3 separate regions of the Homo sapiens genome follow, and regions 2 and 3 are each linked to region 1. Evidence: chromatin contacts called from ENCODE Hi-C or POLR2A ChIA-PET data. All regions are on one chromosome and are shown on one strand. Each heading gives the region's core, a stretch centred on a gene start or an enhancer-like site at or near the end of the contact. The rest is flanking DNA. Distances are from core to core; before and after follow the strand shown.

Region 1 (3,276 bases), core at 526-3,025:
TTGCACCCGGCCTCTCAGAAATCTTAAAAAGGATTTAGTTTCATTTAAAAATAACAAACACAGTTCCCCAAATCTGAAATTTAGTTATTGAAACTGGACCATGTTGTCCATGGAAAACATATCTTACTTTATACCAGATTTTAAAATTAACACTGGTGTAAGTGCAGCCTAAAATTCCTCTGAGCCCCACTTTTACATAAGAAAAATTATTGAATATGATAAAGGTAGCATTTCCAATCAGTGAGAAAAGATAGGTTATTCAATTTGTGTTGGGACTAGTGGATATATATCTAGGAAAAAAAGTACAGACTCTAAATATTGAAAGGTAAAACTGAAAACATAAAAATATTTGAAGAAATCACTGGAAAATTATTCTACAAACTGCATGGGGAATGACAGTCTGTGATAATAGTAACCAAGAACCATGAAAGAATAGATTGGTAACAATTCAGCTACATAAAAATCCCTAAATTTCTCTATGGCAGAAACCATGAAACAGATAAATTTACCAAACTGGAAAAAATTTTCACAAATCATGTCACAAAGAGCTAATTTTCTTAAAATATATAAAAAAGATCTTTCAAAGTGTCATACACAAAACACTGCTTTTCGAAAAACATAAGCTCCTACAAAGCAGTAAGAAAATGATGAACAAATAGAAAAATGGGCAAAGGTGATGATTTAACAGTTCACAGAGAAATACAAATGGCTTCTAAAATATATAAAAAGATGCCCAACTTCGTTCATAATATGAAAAATGTAAATTAAGACTACACTAAGATACAATTTTTCACAGATCTGTTTTCTAAAAATAAAATAAGCTTGAGAGAGAGCCTCTTATCTGAATTCTGGGACAGCCTGATTTGCATGAGGGAAATAGGCATCCTCCTGCACTGCTGGTGGGAGGGTAAAGGTACAGTCTCAGTGGAGGACAGTTTGCTGTTACCTCTCAGAATTACAAATGCATGTGTTTGTTTTGATGTAGCAATTTCCCATCTAGGAATTTATTCTTGAAAGACAGTCATACAAGATTTTCACACCAGCATTATTTGTAATAGCAAAAAGATGGGAAATTACCTAAATGCTCATATATAGGGGACTGCTAAATTGTGGAATTCCATGCAATTCTAAAAAAGAATAAGGAAGCAAAGTAGAGAACATTATGTATAGAGTTTACCATTTTAAAAAGGAGAAAATAGAATATATGTGTATTTCCTTATGTATCACTAAAATACTTCTGGGTGAATACAAGAGAAGTAACAATTTATCATGGGATGAGAACAGGGCAACTGAGGGACGAAGTTGGAGGGAGATTTTGTCACTGTGTACCCTTTTGTTTTGGACCATTTGAAGCTATTGTCTCTTGACAATAATTTCAAGAAGATAAATTATGAAGGAGGGGGTCTAAAAAAGCTTTAAAATACGTTGTTTTAATAAAATGTTTTAATTTCTTTGCTTGAAAATTAACATTGCTTTAAGGGGGAAACAGCAGTTTAGGGGGAGCAAGTGCATTTAATTAAATTGCCTCTTCAGCAGTATTAAAAATCAGTCAGTTGTAAATTGGTGAGGAATATATTAAAACCCTATGGGAGACCAAGTTCTGAAGTTTGCTTCGAAGTTCGACCAGGAAAAGAAGGGGTTAAAGGTGTGATGCAGGTAAAGGAAGGGTTAAGGGCATTATGCAAGCTGTTAAATAAAAAGGAAGTGCATTACAAAATGCTGAGCTCAGGAGTCTGGCTGCCAGCCAAACCTTTGCTTTCCTCACTACAGCTGAGGGCTTTCGAAGCTTCCCACCAGTGGGTTTGTCTGAACTGTTTAGGAATGCGGCCGCGGTCGCCAGCTGACGTCAGCGCCGCCGGTTCAGCCGCAGGCCAGAGTCAGAGACTGACAGCGCGAGGGGCGGGGTTGGGAGTCAGGATGGGGCGAGGCCTGCGTGTGACTGATGGCGCGGGGGCGGGGCGGCGTGTGTGTGACTGACCCGACCGCGCAGAGGCGGGGTGGCACAAGATTTGCGTTTCCTTGATGACTTCTAAATTATGATTATAGATTTTCTTTGTAATGAGGGGAAAGGTTTTTTTTTTTTTTTTTTTTTTTCCCGTTTTTGAAATCCAGGCCTCTGTATTGCTTCACTTTAGGTATTAAGTATAAGCACAAAATTAAATGTAACACATACCAAATTGTCCAACTTCAAAGGCCATTTTGTTTTTGTTTTTGTTTCTGAGAACGAGGGGGCCACAGTAAAAACTTTGGTGATTTTTACCAGTGGAGGGGCTAGGGAGGTGATTTTTGCTGTTTAAGGAGGTTCTCAAATTTACTTACCTGCAGTCCATTTTCATTTCAGAATTGCTACCAGAAAGAAATTGTAAAAGTTTTCAAGCATGATTTTGTAAAGCAAAAGATCAAAAAAGGAGAGAAATTATGTGGAAAATTGGCAAGATTAATTATATCTCTATTAAGACCACCTTTGCGCAAGATAGTTTTGGGTTATTACTGCTGATTTTCAGCCTTTAAAGAAAAATGTGGGTTCTTGGTAGCAACTTACAAGGATGGTGTTTAGAGCTATAGTTCCCCCTTCTCCACCATACCCTGTTTTCTTGATGGTTAATTTTACTTTTAAAAACATTTGTATTTCTTGACTATTTATTAATTAGATCATTTTGCTTAGTCATACCTAAGAGTTTTGTTAGTCTTCGGTTTCTTAGTTGTATGAGTCAGAGTCAGGAATGCAAATTTATTAGCTTTTTGTGGAGAGGGATATGTGGGATGGTGAGAGCTGCGGGTGGGTAAGCATGGAGTGCAATACCAGTTCATAGACAAGGATCTAAAAGGAGCCATTAAGCTCCATGGAAAACATTGTTACTTGATCAGGCCAGTAAAGGAAGACTATTTTGAGTAGCTACTGAAGTTATCTGATAGTTAATTTAATTGATTTGAGTAACTCTTTCAGGGACCCCAGATTTGTAAAAGTGGCACTGTTGTGACTTTTGATAAAGGGAGTTTTAGCCTTTCATGAGAGGAAGCCTTGGACTTATTTGTCCTTCATGTTGAGAAGCTTCCGTATGATCTTCATGGTTTCCTTAGGCACAATCACTGTGATTTCACCTATGTATAGCAGCCCAACTAAGGTGAAGTCAGCATATAGACCAGGAAGATACAAAACTACGAAAACTCAGGACCAGCCTTGGCAAAAGGCAACATGTGTAGCCCTAAATTACCCCGGTACTCTAGTGCTCAGCCCCACATTGACAATTGCACAGAATTTAAGTGTTCTGAGTT
Region 2 (3,276 bases), core at 420-2,919, 59 kb after region 1:
ATGAATACATTATCATGGGAGCATTAACACTTTTGCATTTTTAGACTTGCCTTTAAAAAAATTACAGAAAAACTCCTCACAACCCTTGCCACCCTTTCAGCCATAACATTACATTGCCTTGGTTTCTGCCTTTAATTTCCCTGGGGGTTCTTTTTATTTAGGAAAAGGGTGAAAGATGTATTTGTGTAAGTACTACACCAGTGCTTCTGTTAAATTCTTTTTCAACAAAGAATATGTTACTTGGGTGCCTTGTACACAGGGCGCATATTTTTTTGGAAATAATGTGCCATGAAAGCAGTAGTTTTTAGTGTGCATGTTTATTTCATGTCTGCCAGTTTATTTTAGCTTAGAAATTTCCTAATGCTTTGAGTTTATAACAGTCTTTCAGTTTATAACAGTCTTTCAGTTAACTGAGTGCATATACATAATATGCACAAAATGGCCAACTTTTAGAAATTGTGTATTTTAAAATCCCTTTTTTTTCAGTCTGATATCATGTGTCTCCTTGTTCCCTTTAATATGCAACTAAAATTTAACCTAAGATATGAAAAATATGTTAAGAAAAGCTTAATTTCTTAAGCTTAATTTGGAACGTCAATGAAGAATTAAACATTTGCTTTCTAGAAACCTTAATCTTTGTTAATGTGAAATTAACATAGATGATTTGAATATGTGTTCATGTGTGAGGACTTTGCCCCTTCAGTGTTTCTCTACTGAGTCTTTTTGACCTACTATAAGAGCTAAGTGCAAATAATGCCACATCAATATGGCGTAGAGAAGAGTTCTTTCTTCCGCCTGTTGGCAGTGCATTATAAGAGCAGTTCTTCAACTTTCTGGTATCACTCTTAATAATGGAAGTGCCCATAGCGCTTTTGCTTATGAGAATTATATCTAGTGATATTTACTATGTTTGAAATTAAAAAGAAAAAAATATCTATATCAAATAACAGTAATAAACTCACAACATAATATATCTTTATTAAAAAATCTGCAGTTCTCAAAACAAAATATTTTAGTGAACAGGGTGACATTGTTTTATATTTTTGCAAGCCTATTTAATGTCTGTATCAAAAGAGAGCTGGACTTTGCTGTCTGTCTCTGTATTCAGTTTGTAATGATACTGGAATGTGATATCATTACATTACACATTGCGTACTAATGTGATACTGGAAAACTAAACATACATTAATGAAGAAGATTTTAAAGGGTTAATAATGTCTAGATGTAAGTATTTTTTAAAATATTGATCTTGTGGACCCTCTCAAAGAGACTTAGGGACCTCTTAGGGGTCCCAGGACCATACATTGAGAATCATTGCATTATAACATTTTAGAATCCTATAGTTACTAGAAAAGATTCTCCCCTAATACTTTCTAGTTTCTCTCTGTATGAAAGTAACACTCTTTTACAAAATCAACTATTTGTGAGTTGACAGAACTTAATAGGAAAATGGGGAAAGAGAGCTGGGTTGAGTAAAGGTATAAGTAACTCTTTGAAATACTTTGGTTTTGCCATCAAATAGCAGTGATTCTTCTACTATTGTCTGACTCACTTAACTGAGACATTCTCAGTGATCCCTCTCATTTTCCAAGCCACCTCCACGGGCTAGACCCCTCCTCCCCTCAAGATTCCAGTAGCTTAGAAAAAGAAAGTGTTATGGGTGAAAGGGAATGTGTCCACACCCCTCCCCTGTTTCTCCAGCTGGGAAGGGAAGGAAAGGGAAATAAAATTTAATGAGCACTTTTACTATGTGCCAGGTGCTTTACATATGTTATTTCATTTTAATTCCCCAAACAACCCTAGGAGGTATTTCTAGCCACATTTTGCACACAAATAAAGCAAGATTCAGAGAGGTTAAATATTTAATATAAGATATGTAGCATTTAAGTGGCAGAACCTGATCCAAACCAAAGTCTATTCCCAAGGACTATACAACACCGTGCCTTGGTTTGTGGTTTGTTTTTCTTCAGTTCCTGCAGATTAAAAATGGGGATTCTAACATTTTATTGGGTTCTGTGACAGCATGATGATAAAACAGTTTGACTGCTCTGTGAAGCTCTTGTGGAATTAACTGTCTTTCACAGATTATGTTTTATAAAGTCAAATAAATATTTTAAGAAAAGGTTTATATAATTTATGTTTTAGTTCTACAGTTAATTATCTGTGTTTTTCCACAGAGCGCAGGATTGTCCCTTTTTGTATGCTCAATTCTGTTATATAGAACAGCTAACTATCCTAGAGGAAGATTCTGCATTTGCAGCCCTAAAACAGCTGGTCATCATAGTTTGTCAAAACTCCGGAAAGGCAAAATCAATTCTCAGGAACATTATTTTGTCTTGAAACAAAACCTAAGAGGTATGACCAGCAGGGGGATGTTTTACAGCCTTCTTGGGATTATTGAGGGAGGAACAGTGTCCTTGTTTGTCCTGTGGGTTCTCAGGTATGATTTAGGATCCACAGAGAATGAGTTGGTAGAATTTCAAAGAAGATTTCTCAAATTGGAGAGGCCAAAATACACCACTATACAAGGCTGAAGTAGGCTTGGTTGAATTCCTGCATATTGACTGAGTCAATGTATTGCATAGTCTTATAAAGTAATATACCAGCTGCCCTTTATGTGTATATGTATAATTTTCTGTATTTAAGGTAAAACTTCTCTACTTTAGCATGCTCACCTAAAGGTAAGGGGAACCCCCAGCCCCCGCCCGCCAAACAAAACAAAACGAATAGGCCTCAGAGCATTAAATAGCTGCCACAAAGCTAGTCAAATTAGAGATGGCATTAACTGAGGAAAAGAAGTTTCTATAAAGAAAGTTAGCAGTATAGGAGAGGAGTCATCCTGGTAGCTGATGGTGAAGAAAGGTAACAAAAAGAGCCAACTTTAAAAATACTGCCATCTGCAGTTATCTGTTAGAGTTCTTCCTCATTCAGTAACACCCTAAATGGTCTCCTGATTAGGCGGGCAGAGTAGAATTTGTGACATTTAGAAATATTTCTGTCAAAAATGGTTGAAATTTTTTGGGCATTTGAAAGATAATCTAGAATTACTTGGAAAATGAACATTCATAAAACACCGTAATCTTTGATGATCTCAGAATAATGAGTGTTATGCTGTAAGACATGTATATGTTTATTTGTGCCTTCACATTTCTCTTGGAATTTAAATTGTTTTGGAGGTCACAATATTTTATAGTTTGCTTTTTAAAAAACTTTACAAGAATAGTAAATTTTAAGTAACAAAACTGTATAATATGTGGGATCCCTTCTGCATAATTG
Region 3 (3,276 bases), core at 422-2,921, 42 kb after region 1:
ACTGGTTCTGATCTGATACACTTAGTGTCAGTACAATAAACACACTGAACCAAGAAATATATGGGGGTATGATAAGAATATGTATTTGCTATGCAGAAGACAAAAGCATGTTTTAGGAATGAAGAGAAAGGATAAGGCCATAGATGGGAGTGGAAGTTAAGACTAGCCTTGACTAGAAATACTGAAGTAGTCTGAAAAAAATCACAGTTGCAGTAGGAATAGAGAGTAATAGGTATATGTAGGATATTTTGACATTTTTAGTTGTAATGCTGCCTGCAAGGAGAACCTGCTGGCAAACCTCACAAAATTGTAGCACTGTTGCCCTGGTAGTCCTTGTAACCAAAGCATCTCCGTTCCCACTTTAAAGCCCTTTGGCCATCCTATACAATTCCTGTTGGGCATTTACACCTAAGAATGTTGACTCCTGGTAAGTGTTTTGTATAGTCCTGGGTTCATCCTAATGATAGAATAGAGCAGTAATTTAGAAAGTACCTACACCAGTAGGATGCCCACTATTTTATAATTACATTGGTTTCTCATACTATTTCTCTGAAGCTGGGAAAACCATTTATTTTTGTTTGAGTTCTAGGCCCAATTTTTTGCTTAAAGAGGTCACACATTGACTTTCATGTTTAATATTACTGAAAGGTATGTAATGAAGCATTCTTTATTAGGCTTATAAAACTTTTTTAGCAATTTGTTTTTTAAATTTATTTCCAGAGTTTTAATATTTTTAAATTTATTGTTTAGGGATGGGGTCTTACCATGTTGCCCAGGCTGTCCTTGAACTCCTTGGCTCAAGCAGTCTTCCTGCCTCAGCGTCCTGAGTAGCTGAGATTGCAGATGCACGCTATTGTACCCAGAAATACTTTTTTATTTAATTGTTAACAGCCTAGGTTTGAATAAGGCCATATGTACCACTTCACAATTCTCTGGTAAAATTATATCAGTCTGCACCTCAAAAGGTATTTGGTAGTTTGGTTCTACTGAGATTTTGTTGTCATAGTTCCAGAAGTCACATGCCCGGCAAAACTGGGGTTGACAGTATACTGTAAGACTGACTGTACAAAGCTTGATGGGGCACCCATTCCATCACTTTATGCTCTTTTCCCCTCTCCTTGTAAGGGTGGGTACTTTAGGACAGGAACAAGGAGAAGCAAATGGGAAGGCACTCTGAGTGAAACACCTGTTCCCAGTTGATCTCCAGGTGTGACCAGGCAGTAAGCTAATAAGGAAGGATGACTGAATGTATGAATAATCAGTCACCTCACTGCCAGCTTAACCAGAAAGACACAGAGATGGGTTGGGGCATTGAACAGTTTTGGACTGACCCTGCTGAATACAGTATTTCAGTGGAATGAAAGAATAGTTTCCTTTTTAGGAAAATTACGTGTTCCAAATTGATATATCCCTGTCACCACCTCTCAACCTCTTCTTAGAAATTCAATATAATAACAGTCCAGGAGCCTCTTGAGCCTTTCAACATCCTCAGCCCGCTTTTTCCATCCTGCCTTTCTTTCTGCCCTTCTTGGATAATCTTTCCCACTCATTTTTCCCCTCCAACAATCTGGCAGTAGTAGGAAAGGTAGGAAGAAGAATGGTGATTTGTTCAAATTCTTCTTTGCCCCACACATGAAATGGGTACTGCTGAAGGCAGTGAAAAATAGATGGCTGTGGGTGGTTTGTTAGTGACTCATCAGTCTTTCCATTCTGCTGGGAAAGGGAAGGGCTGGGACCAGATGGGAATGCATTCCAGAGACTCTTGCTTTAAATGATTTCTCATTTATGTGATTTATTTAAAAATAAATAATTGCTAGGCCAAGTAAGGGCCACAAAAAAGTATACACTTCATTGAATTGCCACATTGCCACATTTTTCCTAGAGTGGGTTAATAAAGCCTTCTGATAGGGTAGCCACTGGTGGGGATTTTTTTTAAATCATTTCCTGGTGGTGAATTTATGATTATACTTCACTGTACTATGAATGCTTGATCTACATAATCAAGATTAGTATTATTGTTACTAAATACAGGACTCCAAATTTGTGAGTAGTATACAAGACAAATACCACTCTTACCCTCATGAAATAATAAACAATGATTTATGAAGGTAAAGCTTGTGGCAGGGATAAGCCCGTGCTCAATGGAGAAATAAATAAGTGAGTATAGGGAAGAGGAACCCCAGGAACATTTGCCATGGTCATTTTGGGAATACTTGAGTAGTCAAGTGTATTTCTTAGAGCTATCTGTAATTTTTCTTTATTAAATTGAGGTTTGTTTATTTATTTAAGGATAATGTGGTTCCAAGAAGTCTGTTTCCAAGGTCTGTAGTTTGAAGCTCCTTTTACCTTAAAAGTATGTCCTGAACCCTGAAGACTGACCATCTGGCTAGTGTGGTTGTTGTCATTGTGATCAATAAAGACAGCTTTGATTTATGAGCAATTTATCCTGCTTACAACTGCACAGAAGAGGCAGTGGTTCATATTTTGGCTCCTGTTCAGCTGGGGGAACTTGAGCTCCCTTAGTTCTTTCAGAAAGCCTGGCTAGGAAGCTGGCATCATGGCAGGAATGTTTTAGTTAGCTTCAGGAAGTCAGGATACCAATGTCAGAGTAATTCAACTGACAGAATAACTACTTTTTATTTTTTTAATCCAAATTATGCTTTAAATTATGATCCTATTTAAGTATATTATTTAAAAGTTAAAAATGTTATTTAAACATTTCTAAATTTTGAGGGCTTTTTATGAATAACTTGGGGCTTTTGAAGACAGATGCATAAGATACTTCAAAATCAGAAGACATTTTTACTTGGAGTACTAAGTTAACATTGGTCCTGTAAGGGAGGCAAGAGTATTCATGATTATTTGAGGCAGCTCAAATGGGTTTCTCTTTTTTATCTTTCCCAGCATAGACAAACTTCTTGTTTTTGTGAAGGGAAAATACTTTACCCCAGAATGGCAATAAAGATAGAGGAAAGGTTCTTTCTTTTAAATGGAGAAGGCAGATTTCTCATTAGACTTCATTAATTAGTGAAGCTTGTTTTACCCTATAGATTCTGAATGGGTGTAATACTTTCTGCATTGGTTTTTAGAAATTGCTATTTTCTAGATTCATTCAAGAAAGATGAATGTAACCTTCTAAGTTTGGAATTTATAGAGATGGAAAAAATTTTAGCACCTAATAAATTGTTTATTTGTCAGGATGTGCTATAAGTTAAAAGGTGAACTTCTTCCTTTACCCTTTTAGTAGTTACAAATATATATGTAGTATATATTAAA

The links. A loop is a pair of places that touch in the nucleus more often than their neighbours do. ChIA-PET counts read pairs that join two places held with the same protein, here RNA polymerase II (POLR2A). Pooled maps may share reads with other maps.
Region 2: a map of PC-3 shows a loop between it and region 1 (5-fold over the local background). The contact joins two enhancer-like sites. A Hi-C loop is called at or near these places in 13 of 168 maps with a recorded cell type or tissue (IMR-90, PC-3, PC-9 and 9 more) and 8 of 50 pooled maps. POLR2A ChIA-PET finds 5 or more read pairs at or near these places in 8 of 52 experiments (AG04450, CD8-positive, alpha-beta T cell, Caco-2 and 5 more).
Region 3: a map of PC-9 shows a loop between it and region 1 (5-fold over the local background). The contact joins two enhancer-like sites. A Hi-C loop is called at or near these places in 10 of 168 maps with a recorded cell type or tissue (IMR-90, PC-9, aorta and 6 more) and 11 of 50 pooled maps. POLR2A ChIA-PET finds 5 or more read pairs at or near these places in 13 of 52 experiments (AG04449, AG04450, CD4-positive, alpha-beta T cell and 10 more).

The regions. Positions count from the first base shown.
Region 1 is chr5:61,407,001-61,410,276 of GRCh38, forward strand. The region is part of intron 1 of ZSWIM6 (zinc finger SWIM-type containing 6); the gene reads left to right. Among named protein-coding and RNA genes, the nearest start is that of ZSWIM6, 76 kb to the left of the region's middle. RefSeq lists an enhancer at 1,011-2,210 and a silencer at 1,636-2,026. Within about 2 kb of position 1,776, at least 21 of the 41 ENCODE cell types and tissues checked have a DNase peak (open chromatin) inside an H3K27ac peak, as active enhancers do; they include PC-9 and endothelial cell of umbilical vein, where a contact is called at or near this core.
Region 2 is chr5:61,466,307-61,469,582 of GRCh38, forward strand. All of the region lies in intron 1 of ZSWIM6 (zinc finger SWIM-type containing 6), which reads left to right. Among named protein-coding and RNA genes, the nearest start is that of ZSWIM6, 140 kb to the left of the region's middle. Within about 2 kb of position 1,670, at least 2 of the 41 ENCODE cell types and tissues checked have a DNase peak (open chromatin) inside an H3K27ac peak, as active enhancers do.
Region 3 is chr5:61,448,665-61,451,940 of GRCh38, forward strand. All of the region lies in intron 1 of ZSWIM6 (zinc finger SWIM-type containing 6), which reads left to right. Among named protein-coding and RNA genes, the nearest start is that of ZSWIM6, 120 kb to the left of the region's middle. Within about 2 kb of position 1,672, at least 8 of the 41 ENCODE cell types and tissues checked have a DNase peak (open chromatin) inside an H3K27ac peak, as active enhancers do; they include PC-9 and endothelial cell of umbilical vein, where a contact is called at or near this core.